2 separate regions of the Homo sapiens genome follow, and region 1 is linked to region 2. Evidence: chromatin contacts called from ENCODE Hi-C or POLR2A ChIA-PET data. All regions are on one chromosome and are shown on one strand. The core of a region is the stretch at or near the end of the contact, and the rest is flanking DNA. Distances in the headings are between cores, read along the strand shown.

Region 1 (6,247 bases), core at 3,572-6,071, 180 kb before region 2:
CTGTGCTATTCCTCAACCTTCCGAAAATAAACAAACCTTAGCTAGTGAATAAGCCAGTCCCTCTCGTTAGCCAGAACAACAAGCATGATATGAATATGGATCTGAAGTAAATAGAAGGGAGAAAGCAGATACTGAAATGGATTTTCAATAAATAACTTCCCTCTAGTTAAACCTGAATTTTTTCCCACATATGTATGCTTTCACAGATCCAGTTTGGGAGCATTCAAATTAGCACAACCTGGCCTTAAATACTGCACAAAACACATAGTAAGCATTTTGCTTTTATTTATGTCATCAATGGTTTCAATGGGAATGACTCATCCTTCCTCTTTAACACTCTGTTCTAATATGGTTTACTATAAATAATGCAGAGAGAGAGAGAGAGAGAGAGGGAGCACCAGCGAGAGCGAGCATGTGCAGCTCAGCACAAGGCCCCTGCACTGTTAGGTCACAAAAGAGCCGAGTCCAACAGACAATCCTAAGGTGAATCTTGGGCTCAGTGGATGGGCGAGTGTTGGTTCAATGGAGAGGAAAAGCAAACATTCCTCTCTCCACTATTCAAGTGTTCGGGGCAAGGAACATTGTCAGGAAAGGGGAAAAAAATACATGCTGAGTATATGCCAGGTACCAGGCTAAGATTTGAACACACAAGCTCCTTTAACCTTCCAGAGCCTTCCAAAGAGGCAGAGTCAGAATTCAAACTCAGGCCACTGTGCCTCCCAGGCCTCCCTACTCCCCGGGGTGTAGGGGGTCAAAACTCAATCCATTCTTTCTAGCCTCAACCAACATCTAACAGTGACAGTCCTGGTTTTTTGTTTTGTTTTGTTTTCTTTTCTGTTCTTTTAACAACAGAAGTGCCGCCCCGGAGCCCAAACTCACAGGAGGCCAAACCACAAATGCAGAAACATTACAGCAGTTAAAAGGAGTCTTCCCAGTCCCAGGCAATCCATGGCAGCGACTCCTTCCTCACTGGGAGTCCAGCCATAGTAGCTGGAAATCAAAAGCCCCTTGGCCTTGTCCACTTCCCACCTAAGAAGTGAGGCCAACACTCACCCCAGTGCTGAGCCAACAAGCCTTCCCCACACACCCCTTCCAGAATCTGCCTTCCGAGTCAGACACAGCAGCCGACAGTGCTTATCACTCACTATAGTCAACAGATTTGCTACTGCATTATTTTGACCATTTCCAATAGTCACATCTACCCTCCCAAAAGGCAAAGCAAAAGAATGCGGCACACACTTCAGAAAGAATTCCCAAACATTCCCAAACTCTGTGGGGCTGTGGCAGCATCACAGGATTAAGCAATCATTTATTAGAAATGTGGCTTCTTTAGAACAGCAGTAGCACTTTGCAAATGGAAACTTTTATATTCACAATGTACTAACATTATTCACCTATTATTTCACCAGCTGGCTGCTAGCACAGGGTTAGTACTATCATCAATTTAGCAGTGCCCAAAACAAAAGATTTCACTGGTTCCTTTCATAGTTTCTCCCCGGGCCATAACAGGGCTACAGCGCAATCATACATGTCTACCCAGTACACCTGCACTCTGCTATGCACTTTACACGTTTTTTATCCTCATTACCATGGACAAGGTGGTCATTTTCAAAAGAAAAGTAAACAGGGGCTCAGAGAAGCTAAGCCACTTGCCCAAGACATACAGATAGTAAATTCTGGAGCCTGAGTCTTCATCCAGGGTGCCTCCTTCTTCTTCTTCTTCTTTTTTTTTTTTTAATGAGACAAAGTCTTGGGCTGGAGTGCAACGGCAGGATCTGGGCTCACTGCAACCTCCGCCTCCTTCAAGCAATTTTCCTGCCTCAGCCTCTCCCGACTAGCTGGGATTACAGGCACCTGTAATCCCAAGCGATTTTCCTGCCTCAGCCTCCCCCGACTAGCTGGGATTACAGGCACCTGCCACCCAGCTAATTTTTGTATTTTTAGTAGAGACTGGGTTTCACCATGTTGGCCAGGCTGGTCTCAAACTCCTGACCTCAGGTGACCCACCTGTCTCAGCCTCCCACAGGGTGCCTCCTTCTAAAGCCAACCTTCTTCCCTTCATTCCATACTGTCCCTAGAAAATACCACGCCCGCCCCCTCCTAGAAAGTCTCCTTCTTGAGTGAGGAACCCCCTCCCCCTCAATTCCTGGGCTGTATTTCACTATCTTTAGCATCTCTTGGACTTTGAGCTAGCTGTTTCAACTTCCCAGTGAGTCTGTCCCAGTAGATGCCCCCTGCTCTAAATAGCACCCTCTGCGATCCGCAAACATTACAAGGACATCAAAACAAAGCTATCAGCTGGGTTCCTAGCTTTAGCAGCCAGTCTAAACTCTTTTGTTTGTTTCTCAGACAGCTTATTGACTAGGTGATGAGGTCAGAAGTTTTCTTTTCTCCTTGGCTCTTCAAGAAGCACCTGCAAAGTCAGGGAAGGTAGAAAAAGTCCACTCATTTAAGATTTCAGATGAACATCATTTTTCTGAGCATCAATTGCTTACCAGCCAACAACTTGTAGGGGTGGGAGACGACCAAGGGAGAAAAAGATGGGAACTTAAAAAGCAAAGATAACCTCCACCCTTTCCCATCTTGTATTAATGTGGGCATAGGCAACCCACTTGATGAAATGTTCTCAGAGACTCTGCATGTCCACATGAAGGAGGAGAAAAGTAGGTGAGGGCAGGAAGCTGATCAACCGTATGATAAATGCAGCTGTTGTATGTGACAAGCTACCTGTTTTCTTTCATCAGGCTCTTTCACACTTCTCCAGCCCACTAAAAGAGGGTCCTGGCTCCCCACCTGTCCCCTCCTTCATAACACACCACCCCTCACCCTGACCCCAACAGTTTATCTTTGCATATTGGAAAAACTGGCATTTATCAAGTAATCTACTCCTCATAGGTTGTTAAACAGACCACAGGGGTTATCAGTGGGGCTGATATAGGAAGATAAACAGCAACCTCTTATGCAAATAGCACTAAGAATGTGGGACTGGCCACAGGACAAAAGCAGAATTTAGGAGAACATGAATCTTAACACTTTTCTTCAGTTGCAACCCTGGAAACCCACAGGAACCTGGAGAAGGTTCTCTTGGGTGGGATTTCCCCTCCCTTTCTTGCAGGGAGGGGCAGGTGTGTCAGGAGGTGCAGCCTGCTTTGCAAGGCAAGGTGGCGGCTTCACGTCTGATGAGGCAACTCCTTTCTGTGGCCACAACCTTCTCCTCTGCGCAACAGCCGTTTCATTTTTTCTGAGATTTCGGACCCACTGGAACGTGCTTAGTTCAGGCTGAGGAGGAGTCGGACTAATTGAGAGAAAGAGAAGGTGTTCTCCCAGGTGAGAGTCGGGGGTCAGAGGGCAGTAGGAAAAAAAAATGCATAGAAAACAAGGAGTTCTGGGTTCCAAGATGCAACCCCCATGACCAGGAGATGCTCTTCAGATCTGCCTTTGCTGGGAAAGAGGCGGGAGGTGGCCTGGGGTCCAGGTGGCATCTTTTCAAACCCTTCTCATTATTTAAGGGCAAACTCACATCAAGAACCAAGAGGAGAGTGGCTCCAAGTGACAAAAGAATTACACTTAGAGGAACATAGCAAGCGGCTTCTCACACCAGGCTGCAGGCTGGGGAGGGGGAAAATGGGAGCAGAATGACAGAATCCAGGGCTGGCCAGAATGAAAGACTGAATGGAATAGGCTAATTTACACAGGAAGTAAGCACTTACCAGACCCTTCATCTCAACACACAAAACCCTCGGCCATATCTGGAAGCAATTACATCCAGTTAACATGATCTGCTTGCCACTAAAATTAACTGCAAACAGAAATATTTTTCACTTTTGCAACAGGGGATGCCAAGGTTTGGCCTATTCTCCCCCCCAGCCGTTGAATCTGGCTGCTGGGGAATATTTAGCAGCTACTCAGCTCAAAAAAACAAAAACTACTCTTGTAGCTGTCAGGACACAGAAAGTAAAATAGTGGATAATTATGAAGGGGGGAAAGGCGCGGGAGAGGTGGCAATGAAAACCATTGTGCTAGAAAGTGAGGAAAGGGGCCAGGCACATGGGCCCTATATAGGTCTGCATCCCTGACAAGTCCAGTCTGGTTTTCCACACTGAACTTCAAGGAAAGAAAAATGTTTTTAGAGTCACTCGATTTAGCAGCCGCTTCACATTGTTTTTAGGTACCATCTTTATCCCTTCTGCCAAGGGGGCGGGGGTGGGGGTGGGGGGAATGCAGGGAGGTAGACTCACAAATGTTAGCGGATCCTTAATTTAGCAGATCATTTAGGGGACAACTGTCACGATTTAACTTTTGCATTGAACATTTCCAATCCCTACTCTACAAACGCCTTCGAAGCAGCTTTCACCGGCTCTAAGCGGGGCAAGAGCTGCTTTTAATTTGAGACGTACACAGTTTTTCCACGTAAAGTGAAGAGAAGCCCACGAGGAGGTGAGAACTTGCCTCCGTGAGCGTGCGTGCCCAGAAATGAGCCAGTGGCCCTTTCTCCAAAACTCCAGATCCAGCCGCCCGACTCGCTGGCCACTCTAGTCCTTCGGCTTTGCAATCAGCCCCGCAATCAGATAAGAACTTATTTTTATTTTTCCTTGAACTGCTGTCAACGATGCCATAAATGCCAGAGACAGATGGACAGATTTCTTTTAAAGTTCCTGAGGAGGCGTCATCTCCAAACCCTTCCCCCAGCGGCCCCTCTTTTCTGGGCCAGATTCCGGCATGCTTTCCCCGAAAGTGCAGTTCACTCCTTTGTCACCAGGGGCCTTTAAAACGGCAGCGGCAGCAACAGCAGCAAAAGTAACGCATCCATTTGCCAGACAACTCACAAACATTTTTTCTCAAGAAGAGGCAGGCAGAAAAGTTCCCCTCAAGAATGAGGTCAGACACTGCTGTTCTCTGCAAAAATCACACTTAGAAACATTACTCATGGGAGAAACAAAAGAAAACGAACAACTTAAGTAGCCTTTCTTTAGGACTTTGGGCTATGATGGGGGGAAAACTTTTGGTCTTGATCTGTTAAAGAGCAAAAAAGCACTATGCCATTCTTTTTAATTTTTAAAAACTTAGGCCAGGCGCAGTGGCTCACACCTATAATCCCAGCACTTTAGGAGGCTGAGACAGGCAGATCACCTGAGGTCGGGAGTTCAAGACCAGCCTGGCCAACATGGCGAAACCCCATCTCTACTAAATATATATATATATATATACAAAAATTAGCCAGGTGTGGTGGTGCACCCCTGTGGTCCCAGGTACTTGGGAGGCTGAGGCACGAGAATCACTTGGACCCAGGAGGCGGAAGTTGCAGTGAGCTGAGATCGCGCCACTGCACTCAAGCCTGGGCAACAAAGTAGGACTCTGTCTCAAGAAAAAAAGAAAAAAAACCCTTAATTTTACAATGGAAAAAATACTGAAGTATACACATCCTTTCAAGTATACAACCTGAGGCCACACCACTGGCCGGACGCTGGGCCATGTATTCTCTATACATCACCTACTTAACAACACTGCTCTACCACCAGTATGAATCAGAAGTTATTAACTTCATCTCACAGATGAGGAAGTGAGTGGTGAGGAATCTTGCCACGGTCACACAGCCTCTAAGAGACAGAAGATTAATTCGAACCCAGGTTCAATTCCAGACACAATGCTCTCCAGCTTCTTACCACTTTGCAGCCAACAATCGCAGGAAATTTAGATGCTGCAAGAATGCAAGAAAAAGAAAAAAGAAAAGGAATCCTCCCATGAAATCCACCCACTCCCAGCAACAGCCCCTGCTAGCACGTGGGGGTCTCTCCTTCCCCTTGACCACCCCACACACACATGTACCTAGGCACATACGCTCACAACACGGCTCTGTCACTGCACAGCCGTCCAGGCATGGAAACGGTTAAGTCGCCCTCACTGCATAAATCAAAAGTTCAAGGCTGCAACATACCACAATGATTCCCTCTTTACATATGACAAGAACCAGAGAGGGGCTGAAATCCCAAGCATCCTGCACAGGGTCTCCCCGGCCCGCACAGGTTATGCCGCCAGGGTCAGGGCCGCGGACCTTTAGCGGCAACATTCATTTCCTGAACAGGACAAGTTCTCCTGACCATAAAGCTAATAGGAACTTCCTCGCACGGCGAGCTCCGGCTGACAGGGCTACTTGTCACTGGCCACGCAGGAGGAGAGCACTGGTTCCCATTAGTGGGTTATGATGCCAGGTGCTACTAATAAGGTACATCGGCAAGAAACAAGAGCC
Region 2 (6,205 bases), core at 767-3,266:
TAAGATGTACCCCAAAAGCTAGAGGAAAATAGAAGGTGGAAGGAACTTGGAGGAACACAGAAGCTTGCTGCTTCTGTTTACGCTCCCAATGACATCAATTCCAAGAAACCGCTTAGTGAGACTACAATATACGACAGACAGTCTTACCCTGTACACTATGTTGTTTAGATCTTCTGCACAGATTATGGGCCTTGAAGTCTTGCTGTGCCAGCACTGGGGGATCTCCCCTGATCTATGGCTCACTGTAGGGCCCCCAACATTTCCATTTAGACCCATTTAGACATTTTCTGGGGAAAGGCAGTCAATTACTGCAGCCAGTGAGATGTTCTGGTTCAGGTGTAAATCTCTGGATATTTCCATCTCTGCTATGACTCAAGATGAGGAAAGATCTTTGATCCTTTAGAAATTTATTTATTTATTCATTCATTCATCCACTTAGTAAGTAGGAAATTGTGATAGACATTGACAATCTATGGATAAGAAAGCTGGGGAGAGGTGGATTGGAGGTGACAGATAAGAAATCTTTGAGAGAAACGCCTATAGATGGATGAACTGGAGAGGACCCAGGCAAAGAAAGGAGCCCAGACTTGGAGTGGGAGTAGGTGGAGGCTTTTCACAAATAGCATTTGTGCTGAGTACTGATATTCATCTGAGTGGGGAGAGGGTGAACGGAGCTCCCAGCAAAAGGAATTGCACATGAAAGGGCTGGAGGTTGAGATGAGAGTGCATGGTGCCTTCTGGGAACGGGGTCGGGGGGAGGGTGCAAGCCTCACTTTGTAAAATTGGGGGAAGATAATTCTAGACTCACATGAGTTGAAAGAATTCAAAAGTTCATGATGCAGAGTGTTGACCGGGGATAAAATAGGAAAGTGAAATATTGTATAAGTCTGTATAAGTGCTGTTATTATAAATCTGTCTCCAAATGGCCTATAGCAATTATTCTAAAATGCACAACAGCTGTATTTGTCCCCCTTCTGCCATTGCTGAAATTTACACTGTCATCGCGCCAGGAGGAAGGCTTGGCACTAATAATAGGCTGGCTGAGTATGGCTGGAGTGTGACAGACCCCTAGTTAGAGCCCAGAAAGACTGAGAGCAGAGTGGGGAACTGTAAAGCTCTGAGGAAATTCGAGTTGGTGGCTGTGAATATAATCAGAGCACCACCTTGTGGTGGCTGTCGTGCCTGCCTTAACCAATTCTGCGCAACCCCAGAAAACTATGCCAACTCATTTTAAGTTTTATTATACAGTGCACTTTCAAATGATTTCAAAGTCATTTCAGGCCTCTCTTCATGTCACCACTATTCGTCTTTGCTGTAAATTCTCCTCTTTGCGTTCACCAGCACCAATCCACACCAACCCATTCGATCTGTTTTCACACAGCTTATGACCGGCCAGTTCCTTCCTCCTACCTCCTTACTGCAATTCTTCCAAACTCTTGGTCCCTAGGAGCTCCCAAGTTTCCTGGGAAACTGACTCAGTAACTTCTTTTTTTCTTTTTCTTTTTCCTGAGACAGGGTCTCGCTCTGTCACCCAGGCTAGAGTGCAGTGGTGTGATCATAGCTCACTTCAGCCTTGACCTCCTGGGCTCAAGTGATCCTCCCACTTCAGCTTCCAGAGTAGCTAGGACTACAAGTAAGTATCACCATGCCTGGCTAATTTTTTTTTTTTTTTTTTAGTTTCCCTATGTTGCCTAGGCTAGTCTTGAACTCCTGGGCTCAACTCCTGAGACGCCTTAGCCTCTCAAATTGTTGGGATCATAGGTGTGAGCTACCATGCCCAGCCTCAGTGACTTTTCACAAATGGCATTTATGCTGAATACTGATATTCAGCTGGGTGAAGAGAGGGTGAACGGGTGAAAGTTACAGTGTAACTTTCCTACTGTCTTCCTAAGAATGGGAATAAGTCTTCTGCACATCTGAAAAGTTATAAACAATATTATTAAAAGCCATATCAGGGATTTACTACGAAGATAGGACCCCAGAGGGACTAACTGCGTCTTCTAGTAGAGTAAAGCTCGTCTCTGGCCACCCAGCGGGCCAGTAACACAGTGTCCTGGTAGGCAGACTGGTGTATCAGGTTTCAGAGGATGCCCCAGGGAACAGGACTAGAAGTATATGAGCTCTTTAAAAGCACAAAGCAGTCGTTTCCATGTTCAGATTATTTAGAGATTATGAAGGCACCAACCCTGCTTTCGATCTGCATACAGTCAAGTGGAGCAGACACAAGTCAATAATCGCAGTAGAGCCACTTAAGTTTTCTAAAAGAGATTTATCAGCAGGTTGCAGGTGAACATGGCCTTGAGATAAATCCTGCCCCTTGTTGAAGTACAGTTTCAGTAGATGGTTCATGGTATTTTAAGAATTGGAATTTTTTAATAAAAATAAAAAAGTTTTGTTTGGTTCTGTTCTAGATTTATTTTTCCTCCTAAATAAATGAGAAAGATGTTTCAACAAAGGTTCTTTATGCTGAATAATTGTGATGCTTGAAGGTGGTAATCTGCTTTGTTTAAGTGGATTTTAAATGTCAGACAATTCTAGACAGTTTTCTCTTGGTCAAATAAAAATTTAATTAAAAGTTAAAAAAATTAAAAGCCATATCAAATTTTAATATTGACAGGAGGGATAAAACTCTGTAACGCTGACTGTCTTAGATTAGGTTTCCCTGAAACATACCTATAATAAGGCTTTGTGTACAAGCAATCAATTTTAGAAATACTCCCAATAGAAATTGGGAAAGGGGAGCGTGGTTTCAGCTTGAACCCTCAGGGAAACTTGACAGTGAAAACCACACAAGGGAAGCTGGCCTGCACACTCTCACTCCCACCTGTCAGCTGTTGGCTAAGGGGAACAGGGAGTGAACTCCCAGATATTTCCTGGTCTTTTCCTGGGCAGACAAAGCTTTAGTAGCCAAGGAGACGTCTCCAACAAAAGTCCTAGGTGTGGGCCTTGGAAGCCACAGTGCAGGGAAGCCAAGAGAGGGAGTGCAGAAGAGGAACGGAGGTCTGAAAAGATCTAGAAAGACCACTATCAGTTTCTGTTTCAGAGACAGCACAGACACACGGGAGGCACTAAGTTTCTTATTCCTTCAGAAGACAATTAAGGCCAGGCATCATGGTATCACGCCTATAATCCCAGCAGTTTGGGAGACAGAGGCGGGTGGATCACTTGAGGTCAGAAGTTCGAGACCAGTGTGGCCAACGTGGCGAAACCCTGTCCCTTTTCTTTCTTTCTTTCTTTCTTTTCTTTTCTTTTTTTTTTTGAGACAGAGTCTTGCTCTGTCACCCAGGCTAGAGTGCAGTGGAGCAATCTCAGCTCACTGCAGCCTCTACCTCCTGGATTCAAGCGATTCTCAAACGTCAGCCTCCTGAGTAGCTGGGATTACAGGCGCCTGCCACCATGCCCGGCTAAATTTTTTATTTTTAGCAGAGATGGGGTTTTGTCATTTGGCCAGACTGGTCTCAAACTCCTGACCTCAAGTGATCCACTTGCCTCGGCCCCCCAAAGTGCTGGAAGTACAGATGTGAGACACACCCAGTCTTGAAACCCTGTCTCTACCAAAAAATACAAAAATTAGCTGGGGTGGTGGCATGCATTTGTAATCCCAGCTACTGGGGAGGCTGAGGCACAAGGACCATTTGAACCCAGGGGGCGGAAGCTGCAGTGAGCAGAGATTGTGCCACTCCACTCCAGCCTGGGCAACAGAGCAAGACTTGGCCCCCCAAAATAACAATAGGCCAGGAGCGGTGGCTCACGCCTGTAATCCCAGCACTTTGGGAGGCTGAGGCTGGCGGATCACGAGGTCAAGAGACCAGCCTGGCCAACATGGTGAAACTCTGTCTCTACTAAAAATACAAAAATTAGCCGGGCATGGTGACTGTGCCTGTAGTCCCAGCTACTTGGGAGTCTGAGGCAGGAGAATCGCTTAAACCCGGGAGGTGGAGGTTGCAGTGAACCGAGATCATGCCACTGCACTCCAGCTTGGGTGACAGAGCGAGACTCCATCACAAAAAATAATAATAATAAATAAATAAAATAAAAATAAATTTAAAAGAAGACAATTAAATTTCCAGTAACCTGATGATTAACTTTGCAGAGCCCAAACATACAGAAATACAATTAACACTTTTCTTTTTCTTTTTTGAGACAAGAGTCTCACTCTGGGCCGGCCGCGGTGGCTCAGGCCTGTAATCCCAGATGGAGACAATCCTGGCTGAGATGGTGAAACCCCGTCTCTACTAAAAATACAAAAAAATTAGCTGGGCGTGGTGGCGGGTGCCTGTAGTCCCAGCTACTCGGGAGGCTGAGCAGAAGAATGGCAAGAACCCGGGAGGCAGAGGTTGCAGTGAGCTGAGATCGCGCCACTGCACTCCAGCCTCGGCGACAGAGTGAGACTCCATCTCAACAACAACAACAAAAAAGAGTCTCACTCTGTCATCCAGGTTGGAGTGCAGTGGCGCAATCTCAGCTCACTGCAACCTCCGTCTCCCGGTTCTAGCGATTCTGGGGCTTAGCCTCCTGAGTAGCTGGCATTACAGGCACCCACCACCATACCTGGCTAATTTTTGTATTTTTCGTAGAGATGGGGTTTCACCATGTTGGCCAGGCTAGTTTCCAACTCCTAACCTCAAGAGATCCTCCCACCTCAGCCTCCCAAAGTGCTGGGATTACAGACGATGCCATCACACCTGGCTAATTATGTGTTGTGTTGCTTTTTACTTTTTTTTTAGACGGAGTCTCGGTCTCTTACCCAGTTTGGAGTGCAGTGGTGCGATCTGGGCCCACTGCAACCTCCGCCTCTGGGATTCAAGTGATTCTCCTGCTTCAGCCTCCTGAGTACCTGGTTTCACAGGCATCCTTGGGATCATAACCATCACATCTGGCTAATTTTTGTATTTTTTAGTAGAGATAGGGTTTCGTCATGTTGGCCAGGCTGGTTTATTGCTTTTTTTTTTTTTTTAAAAGATGAACTCTCGCTCTGTCACCTAGGCTGGAGTGCAATGGCACGATCTCGGCTCACTGCAACCTCCCACTCCCAGGTTCAAGCGATTCTCCTGCCCCAGCCTCCCAAGTAGCTGGGATTACAGGTGTGTGCCACCACGCCTGGCTAATTTTTGTATTTTTGGTAGAGACGGGGTTTCACCATGTTGGTCAGGTTGGTCTCGAACTCCTGACCTCGTGAGCCACCGCACCCGGCATTGCTTTTTTCAAGTTAATATTTCTCCTCCTGGCCAGGTACGGTGGCTCACACCTGTAATCCCAGCACTTTGGGAGACTGAGGCAGGCGGGTCACTTGAGGTCAGGAATTCGATACCAGCCTGGCCAACATGGTGAAACCCCATCTCTACTAAAAATACAAAAATTAACCGGGCATGGTGGCGCCTGCCTGTAGTCCCAGCTACTTGGGAGGCTGAGGCGGGAGAATCACTTAAGCCCAGTAGGTGGAGGTTGCAGTGAGCCGAGATCGCACCACTATACTACAGCCTGGGCAACAGTGCAAGACTCCATCTCAAAGAAAGAAAAAAAATATTACGCCTCCTGGAAAAAGCTCTTTCCCCAAATATTTGTTGATGACTTTGCCATAATTTTACCAGAGTCACATGGTTCCTATCTTGACCACATATTTTAAGAATAAAATATGAAATTTTAAAATCTGAAGTCTAAGTTATACTGCTGTGATGTCTAAGCAAGTAATCTGCAAGCATGGCAGCACATGAGGCTCATCGAGTATTTTTAAATGACCTGGGTCCCATCTCTATAGATTCTGACATTATGGTATAAGATGGGACCCAGGGGCGGGCGCGGTGGCTCACGCCTGTAATCCCAGCACTTTGAGAGGCCAAAGTGGGCAGATCATGAGGTCAGGAGATCGAGACCATCCTGGCTAACACGTGAAACCCCATCTCTACTAAAAATACAAAAAAAATTAGCCGGGTGTGTTGGCTGTCGCCTGTAGTCCCAGCTACTCAGGAGGCTGAGGCAGGAGAATGGCATGAACCTGGGAGGCGGAGCTTGCAGTGAGCCGAGATCGCACCACAGCACTCCAGCCTGGGCGACAGAGCGAGACTCTGTTTCCAAAAAAAAAAAAAAAAAAAAAAAAAACAGTGGAATTGAGTGGGTATGGCTATTGAGTTGACTTGAACTCAGGAAAAAGATAAAGAAAAACAGAGAGCGATTAACCAACAATTAAAAGCTGAGTTTGGCTGGG

Evidence for each region. Hi-C counts contacts between places; a loop is a spot of excess contacts on that map. ChIA-PET counts read pairs that join two places held with the same protein, here RNA polymerase II (POLR2A). Pooled maps may share reads with other maps.
Region 1: a loop to region 2 is called in a pooled map, with 3 times the contacts of the local background. The contact joins two enhancer-like sites. A Hi-C loop is called at or near these places in 2 of 50 pooled maps. POLR2A ChIA-PET finds 5 or more read pairs at or near these places in 3 of 52 experiments (B cell, PC-3 and WTC11).

The regions. Positions count from the first base shown.
Region 1 is chr11:114,074,590-114,080,836 of GRCh38, reverse strand. All of the region lies in intron 2 of ZBTB16 (zinc finger and BTB domain containing 16), which reads right to left. Among named protein-coding and RNA genes, the nearest start is that of ZBTB16, 18 kb to the right of the region's middle. Within about 2 kb of position 4,821, at least 14 of the 41 ENCODE cell types and tissues checked have a DNase peak (open chromatin) inside an H3K27ac peak, as active enhancers do.
Region 2 is chr11:113,891,447-113,897,651 of GRCh38, reverse strand. No RefSeq gene overlaps it. Among named protein-coding and RNA genes, the nearest start is that of HTR3B, 10 kb to the left of the region's middle. RefSeq lists a silencer at 1,678-1,878. Within about 2 kb of position 2,016, at least 2 of the 41 ENCODE cell types and tissues checked have a DNase peak (open chromatin) inside an H3K27ac peak, as active enhancers do.